Linked DNA regions of Homo sapiens: region 1 is linked to region 2. A link is a loop called in an ENCODE intact Hi-C map of the cell type or tissue named here. Cell type or tissue: PC-9. All regions are shown on one strand.

Evidence for each region. A loop is a pair of places that touch in the nucleus more often than their neighbours do. Peaks named below come from ENCODE experiments on the same cell type or tissue, not always from the same donor. Only the 100,000 strongest peaks of a DNase experiment are listed, where the experiment ranks them.
Region 1: a loop joins it to region 2, with 2.8 times the contacts of the local background. A loop is called at or near these places in 1 of 110 quality-filtered maps.

Annotation. Positions count from the first base shown.
Region 1 is chr3:185,333,709-185,337,708 of GRCh38, forward strand. It overlaps a transcript of MAP3K13 not described here. Among named protein-coding and RNA genes, the nearest start is that of MAP3K13, 27 kb to the right of the region's middle. In PC-9, no CTCF peak of the experiment used is centred here; DNase peaks (open chromatin) are centred at 2,333 and 3,673; H3K27ac peaks cover 3,013 bases.
Region 2 is chr3:185,496,254-185,500,253 of GRCh38, forward strand. It overlaps TMEM41A (transmembrane protein 41A), which reads right to left and starts at 2,782. Exons shown (of 5, transcript NM_080652.4): 1 at 2,590-2,782; 2 at 575-728. The coding sequence starts at 2,708. It overlaps TMEM41A-DT (TMEM41A divergent transcript), which reads left to right and starts at 2,896. Exons shown (of 3, transcript XR_924792.3): 1 at 2,896-3,517. RefSeq lists a silencer at 2,764-2,903. In PC-9, a CTCF peak has its summit at 2,202; DNase peaks (open chromatin) are centred at 1,498, 2,338 and 2,798; H3K4me3 peaks cover 2,749 bases; H3K27ac peaks cover 1,870 bases.

The DNA.
Region 1 (4,000 bases), 160 kb before region 2:
CATAGCAAGACTTCATATCCATTTAAAAAAATTAAAAATATGAAAAAAATAGAAAGAAAAAGAGGCTGGGTGTGGTGGCCCATGCCTATAAACCTAGCACTTTGGGAGGCTGAGGCAGATGGATTGCCTGAGCTCAGGAGTTCAAGACCATCCTAAGCAACATGACAAAACGCTGTGTCTACAAAAAATACAAAAATTAGCCCAGCATAGAGGCACGCACCTGTAGTCTCAGCTACTCAGGAGGGTGAGGTGAGAGGATCGCTTGAGCCCAGGAGGTGGAGGTTGTAGTGAGCTATGGTCATGCCACTGCACTCCAGTCTGGGTGACAGAGTGAGACCCTGTCTCAAAAAGAAAGAAAGAAAATAAGAAAAAATACCTAACACACAGGAATAAATCTTTCAAAAGAGCACAACACCTCTATACTCAAGACTGTAAAACATTGCTGAGAAAAACTTAACAACTCAGAAATAGAAAGTGCAATATATATATACCATGATCATGGATATAAATTGTTAAGGTGCCATTTCTCCCTAAATCAGTCTGTAGATCTAATGCATTCCCAATCAAAATTTCAGCAGGCAATATTGACGAAATTGACAAGCTATTTCTAAATTTTTTGTGAAAATACAAAAGATATACAATAGCTAAAACAATCTTGAAAAGTAACAAAAAGGTAAATGACTTATAATACGTGACTTGAACACTTAACTCTGAAACAATAATCAAGACAGTGTGATATTGCCTTGAGGACAGGCAGATTTGTCGGTGGAACAGAATAGGGAAATCAGAAATAGATTCACACATATAAGGTCAATTGATTTTTGATCAGGTGGTGAGTCAGTTCAATGAAAAAAGAGTAGTTTTCTTTAACATGTTGCTGAAACAATGGATTTTCTTTTTTTTTTTTTCTTTTTTTCTTTGAGATGAAGTCTCGCTCTGTCACCCAGGCTGGAGTCCAGTGGTGCCATCTCGGCTCACTGCAATCCGCCTCCTGGGTTCAAGCAATTCTCCTGCCTCAGCCTCCCGAGTAGCTGGGATTACAGGTGAGTGCCACCACACGTGGCTAATTTTTGTATTTTTAGTAGAGACGGTGTTTCACCATGTTGGCCAGGCTAGTCTCGAATTCCTAACCTCAAGTGATCTGCCTGCCTCGGCCTCCCAAAGTGCTGGGATTACAGGCATGAGCCACCTCGCCCAGCCAACAAATGGATTTTCTTATAGGGGGAAAAAATTTCATGCCTCTCTCACTCTACACAAAACTGCAATAGACATGGATGTACTGATAAATAGACATGGATCATAGATCTAAACATAGAACCAGAAACCTTAAAAAAAAAAAAACAGCAATCTTGGGTTATGCAAAGATTTCTTGAGAAGGACACTAAAAGCACTAACCATAATAGTACATTAAATACAATTAAATGAACTTATTGCAAGAACTTCTTAGGACCTTTAATATGTTAATGTTTCTAGTAAGAGGACCATGCAGCATTTTCTAAAGTGTTTGATCACAGAATCCTTTATTCATCTGGAACATGGAACATACTTGGAGAAGTGTTGCTTTGATTCTCTCCTCAAAATATAGTATTTTTGAGAGCTATAATAAGCCCCCTCTTTGATACAAAATAATGTAATTGGATCCCCTTCCCTTCAACAACTCGAGTAAAGAAAACCCTTCTGCCCAAAGAGCTGTGATTACACCCCATCCCCTATTTGCTGGTTGGCCAGCCAACTGTTGCAGTTACTCTAGGCTAATGTCACATTACAGCAGAATTCACCCTAGTAAGAGGGGCAAAGAGTGACTAAAGGTGCAAAGCATTTTTCATTTTCCTTGCTGCAGGTTCCATATATATTGTCCCTCAGTATCGGTGGAGGATTGGTTCCACGACCTCCTAGGGATAACAAAATCCAAGGATGTTCAGATTCCTTATATAAAACCTATGTAACCTATGCACATCCTCTCATATACTTTAAATCATCTCTAATTATTTATAATACCTAATGCAATGTAAATGCTATGTGAATCATTGTTATACTTTATTATTTATGAAATAAGAAAGCCTATACATGTTCAGTACAGATGCAATTTTTTCCCCAAATATTTTCAATTTACAGATAGTGAGGAGGATAAGGAGGGCCAACTGTACTGGCTTGGCCTGCTCAGCCCTCCTCTCTCACTGCCTAGCAAACTCCAGGTTATTAACCCTTTGCTTCTCTGTACTCAGCTCCTATAGTCCTAGTTCCTAATGGCTTGAAGGGCTGTAGACTGACAGTCTTTATGCATTCTAGATTCTGTAGCATGCCTGGTCTCTGACTCATAGTTTACTGATGAATCAGATTCCCCTACCTGCTGTTGCTGCCCATGAACTGAAGTTTTATGGAATATGAGTTGTCACATAAGAAGTAGGAGAGGAACCAGAAGAGAGAGTAGAGGCCAAACTTCACCTTAACCAGAATTTGACCCAAGGCCCATCCTGTTCAGGAAAATAAATCTCAAAAAGAAGTCAAAATGGAATGTAATGTCAGAATAAATATAAAAAGAAAAGAAATTGGCTGGGTGTGGTGGCTCACACCTGTAATCCCAGCACTTTGGGAGGCTGAGGTGGGCAGATAGCTTGAGGTCTGGAGTTCAAGACCAGCCTGGCCAACATGGTGAAACCCCATCTCTACTAAAAATACAAAAATTAGCTGGGCATGGTGGCACATGCCTATAGTTGCAGCTACTCAGGAGGCTGAGGCAGGAAAACCACTTGAACATAGGAGGCGGAGGCTGCAGTAAGCCGAGATGGCGCCATTGCACTCCAGCCTGGGTGACAGAGTGAGACTCTGTCTCAAAAAAAAAAAAAAAAGAAAAGAAAGTTTAAGGAATAATATTTCTGGATTGTATTTTTAAAATTGAACTACTGTTATAGATATCAGTTTCTCCTGAATGTGGAAAGCTAATAATGAGATATGGAAATGTCATCAATGTCATCTGAATAGGGCTTACTAGATAGACTATACATGACTGGAAGTTAAAAGGCTTTAACTTTAGATCTGCCACTAATTTGCCTTTTGATAGCAAAATATACTCTTTTAAAGAAAAAAATTATTGCCCTCCCCTTATTACAAAAAAAGTATGAATATATGTGTGTTTATGTCTGTATCTATGTACATGTACACCAGGATCTGTCCTAGATACTTCCTCATGTGCCATCTTATTTAATCATCTGTCTGTGTCTCAGCTCCTCAACCTGGAAAATGGGATAATAATATCTCATTCTGCCTTCCTCACAGAACAACAAACGTGATTATAATGAAACAATAAAATATACTACTTTGAGCATGACTCTGTAATTTAAAGACTAAATCTTTTTTAAAAAAAATTTTAAATAAAAATAGAGATGAGTTCTCACTATGTTGCCCAGGCTGGTCTTGAACTCCTGAGCTCAAGTGATCCTCCCACCTCAGCCTCCCAAAGTGCTAGGATTACAGGTGTAAGCCATCGCAGCCGGCCTAATGACTCGGTCTTTAATGCCATGTTGTGAGATGCGTAGCAGTGGTTTCCATAGCAAAATGATGTGATGAATCCTGGTAAAATTCATTTCAAAATACACTTGCAATACAAACTTAGAAGAAGCAACTTACACAGGATGTTTCACAGACACTCACAGAACACCTGGAAAGTACAGCAGCCTTTTCTCTAATTTTCAATAAAGGCAACACAAAGTAAACACACGCTTTACGGTATTTTATGACACATCTCATCTAAGAAAAATGGGCAAGAGAAACACTTAGGCAAATAAGTGGAGGCAGAATGCCAACGCAGATGATAATGAAAAGAATTTCACATCAGAACTTGAAAACTGATTTCGGGCCTGTGTTAACATAAAATGGGTGTTTAGAAGATGAGAAATTCCACAGAAGGCATATAGGGGGTTGTAGGAGGTGAAAGGAAAGAGGCTTATATAACTCTAATACTTATTAACCTGGACCTAGTCACTGAAACTTGATCTCTTTT
Region 2 (4,000 bases):
GTTAAGTGCTTGACTACATGTCCTGTGTAATCCTCACTACATCCCTGAGTCATGCCATCCTTGCCCCATTCTACAGGTGAGAGATTAAGTATCCTCCCCAAGAGCACAGCAGGCAGAGTCAGGGTTCACCCTCAGGTCTGGATGTGGAGCCCCCACCAAGCAGCAGCTGGCTCTCTGCCCTGAAGAGGGATCAGTTCAAGACAGAAGACAGACACAGGGCAGCCTCAAGGAGTCAGCCCCTGACCCCGAGCCCCACACACCTCCCCTGCCTCTCTTGGACATGTTTGCTTTTCTTCTAGTTTCCGACAAGGAAACTGTTTGAGCAGGTCCAGCCTCAGCCTAGAGGAGAGAAACAGGCTGGGGTGGGAGAGGGAAGCAGTACAAAAGGAAGCTGTCAGTGTCTCCCACTTCGGTGCTCAATCCCTCCGTAAGTGCTGAGGGCCACTGTGTGCCAGCCCCGATACACCCACTGTCACTTTTAATCATCCCCACACAACAATCCCATGAGGTTACAGGGGAGTATCCAAATTTTACAGATAAGGAAACAGGGTTGGAGGGAGGGCAGGACACTGACCAGGAAGCTGGAGCCGGGGATGGCAAAGCCCTGTTTGTAGAGGTAGGCGCCGCAGAAGAGCAGGAACACGTAGGCCTGGTGCTCCTTCCGGTACTCTCGAAGGACCTCAGAGAGCTCCCGCAGCTCTGCCAGGTCGGAGGGGAACCACAGCGACCTGGGGATTTGGAAAAGCAGATGGAAACATGAGTTCAGATCAGTCCAGTGCCCATGAAAGTCACTCGCTGTGTCTTCTTTTCAGAGTAGGTTTATAAATATGCCCATCATCTGATCTGCTGGGAACACATACACTCCCAATGACAGATGACCTGATACGACGTTGCGGAGACAGACAGGAGAGCCCTAGTTTGGAAGCAAGAGACCTGGGTTAGCATCCCAACCCTGCTACTTTCTGTTTTACGTCCTTGGACTAGTCCCTGAGTCTCTTTCCTTATCTAAAAAGTGAGAGGTTGGTGCTAAACAGTCATTAAGTTCCCCTTTAGCTCTGGGATTTTAGAATCTGTTCTTAAGAGGCAAATGGATTCATTTCCAGGCAAGTTCTAAATGTCTCAAATTGCCTTCCTTTCAAGGACACTGCCTCCCCCACAAACCAAGAACAATTCAGACTTCAAACTGTTCCTGAGGTGCCAAGTAAAACGACTTTTTAGCATTCACTATAAAGCCAATTAGAGATTCTTCAGGAAAGTATATCTATCCCATAGGATAAATGTAACTTTTTTGATAATATGTCAGGCTTGAATCGAACCCTTTCAAAGAGCCTACTATTTAACTCTGCTCTTAATCTGGTCCTCAATGCACTTTGAATCCTGCCCAAGGGTTATAGTAGCAAGGCTATCTTGCCTCTGCCATCTGAACAGTCCTTGAATCCATCACTGATTAATCATGAGCAAACCCTCCTACTTCTCACGAGAGTTTCTCTCGGTATGTCCGACACCCACAGCAGAGCCTTCTTAGCTACAGCAAAAGAATACAGTAACTGAAAACAGCTGCCTTAATAGTCAAATATCAGTAATTCCCTTAACCACGCAATGCTGTACTAGGCACACTTCCATGCACTTTATAAAGAGTATGCAGCACTCACAAAAACCGGCCAGGTAAGTATTGCTCTGCCTCCTGCCTCGACCAGTCGTTCATTAGAAGGGGAAAAGGAGGCCAGGCGCGATGGCTCACGCCTGTAATCCCAACACTTTGGGAGGCTGAGGCAGGCGGATTACCTGAGGTCAGGAGTTCGAGACCAGCCTGGCCAACATAATGAGACCCCCCCCCCGCGTCCCTACTAAAAATACAAAAATTAGCCGGCCGTGGTGGCGCGCGCCTGTAGTCCCAATTACTTGGGAAACTGAGGCAGGTGAATCGCTTGAACCCGGGAGGAGGAGGTTAAAGTGAGCCGAGATCGCGCCACTGCACTCCAGCCTGGGTGACAGAGCAAGACTCCGTCTCAGAAAAAAAAAAAAAAAAGGTAAAAGTAGAGACAACCAGGAAGACGGGCAGAGTCGATAATTAATTCGTGAATAATTTAAAGTTGTCTATGCAATATTTCTCCTGAAGATCTAATGTCTAAAGTCTCAAGGGCAGACCTGACGTAAGTGGGGTGGGGAGGAGGAGAGACAGTTGAAAGTGGACTTGAAGAGGCTGGGGGCCCGCACGGGGGCGAAGGTGGGCTGGAAATGGGGCCCAGGGCTGGGACTGGGAAAGCAACGGCGCGGGCAGGCTCAGCGCCGCGTCTCCCTCGGCAAATCCACCCAACCAAAGGCACCGCGGCGTGACGCCCTGCACACCCTGCAGCCAGCACCACACAGGTCCCAGTCAGGCCCGGAGCCGGGCTCCCATCCACCCTTCTGTCCGAGACCGTGCGGACGCGGGCCCGGATACCAGACCCGGATTCCAGTCCGATAAGTGAACCTCAATTCCCAACGCCTCCGATACCGGAACCCGAATCTCCGAATCTCCGATTCCCAGCCCCGGTCCTCGGACCCGGCTCCCTTCCTCTGACCCGAACCCGGATTCCCGCCACGCACCTGCCTCCAGCCTCCTCGGTGGAGCCCAGTCTCCGCCCGCGGGGCAGTCGCGTCGACAGCAAGTACAAGGCGAAGGTGCAGCCGGCGAAGACCAGAAGGAGGCCGAGAAGCGGGCGCATGTCGGCTCCGCACCCCGGCCCGCGGGGCAGCCGAGAAGCTCACTTGCACTCCGGGACGCAGCGGCGGGCGGACTGAGCCCGCGGAGCACGTTCACTGACGGACCAGGGAGGGGTCCGCGCCGAGACCCGCCTCCGAACCAGGCCCCACCTCCTGAGCCAGGCCCCCGCCCCCGATTCTGACTCCGCCCTCTCTGTCCTTCGGTGGAGACTCCGGGAAAAACCTGCCTCCCAGTCTGCCCTCTCTCCGTCTGTCTGTGCTTGTTTTTCTACGTTTATCCCTGTCGCTTTCCCCACTTATTCTGCAGGCATGGCGCGCCCCCAGTGCCGGCTTGGTGCCAGGGCTGGGAGATCCGGGGGTGAATCGTGAGCCCGGCCCACAGCGAGCTTGCAGTCTAGAGATCAAGGCAGTCTTGTCCACAACCTGCTGTCACATAAAGCAAATGTAGCTGGTGTAGCACCAGGGGCTGCAATCAAGTGCGGTGGGGCGGCAATAGTGACCACGGAAATAATCAGAATTGCTTTTAATTCAGCTCCTACTATATTCCCGCATCCCTGAGCCTCACAATCATCCTCCAAGGTAGGTATTTTTGTCTTTCTCTAACAGATGAAAACTCTGAGTTTCAGAAGAATTAAATGACATCCCCCCAAAAGAGAGACAGTATAAGAATCCAAGTCAACCTGAGTCCAAAACCAGTGGCCCTTAACACTGTGTGGCTTTATGGAGGACATGGAGTTTAAGTTTACCTTCAAGGATGAGCAACACTTTTCTTCAAGCAGAAAAAGAAGGGAATGGGTGAACACGGTCCCAGGTAAGGCACCAGAATCCAGTTTCAGTGAAGCCTAAGGTATATGAGAAATAAGTGAGAATCTGGGGACAAACAAGAGTGCACTGAAGGCAGGCTAAGGAGTTAGATTTTTAATAATGTAGATGAGACACCAACAGAGGTGTTTAAGTAAGAGAATGATTTCGTTCCTGTTTTAGGATGTTCGCTTTGGCAGATGATTAGAATACGTGCTGACTTGATAGCCACAACTGTCCTGATAAGAAAGTACGCCGGCCTGGCTGGGCATGGTGGCTCACGCCTGTAATCCGAGGATTTTGGGAGGCCCAGGCGGGCGGATCACTTGATGTCAGGAGTTCGAGACCAGCCTGTCCAACATGGTGAAACCCCGTCTGTACTAAAAATACAATAATTAGCCGAGCATGATGGCATGTGCCTGTAATCCCAGCTACTCGGGAGGCTGAGGCACGAGAATCGCTTGAACCTGGAAGGCAGAGGTTGCAGTTACTT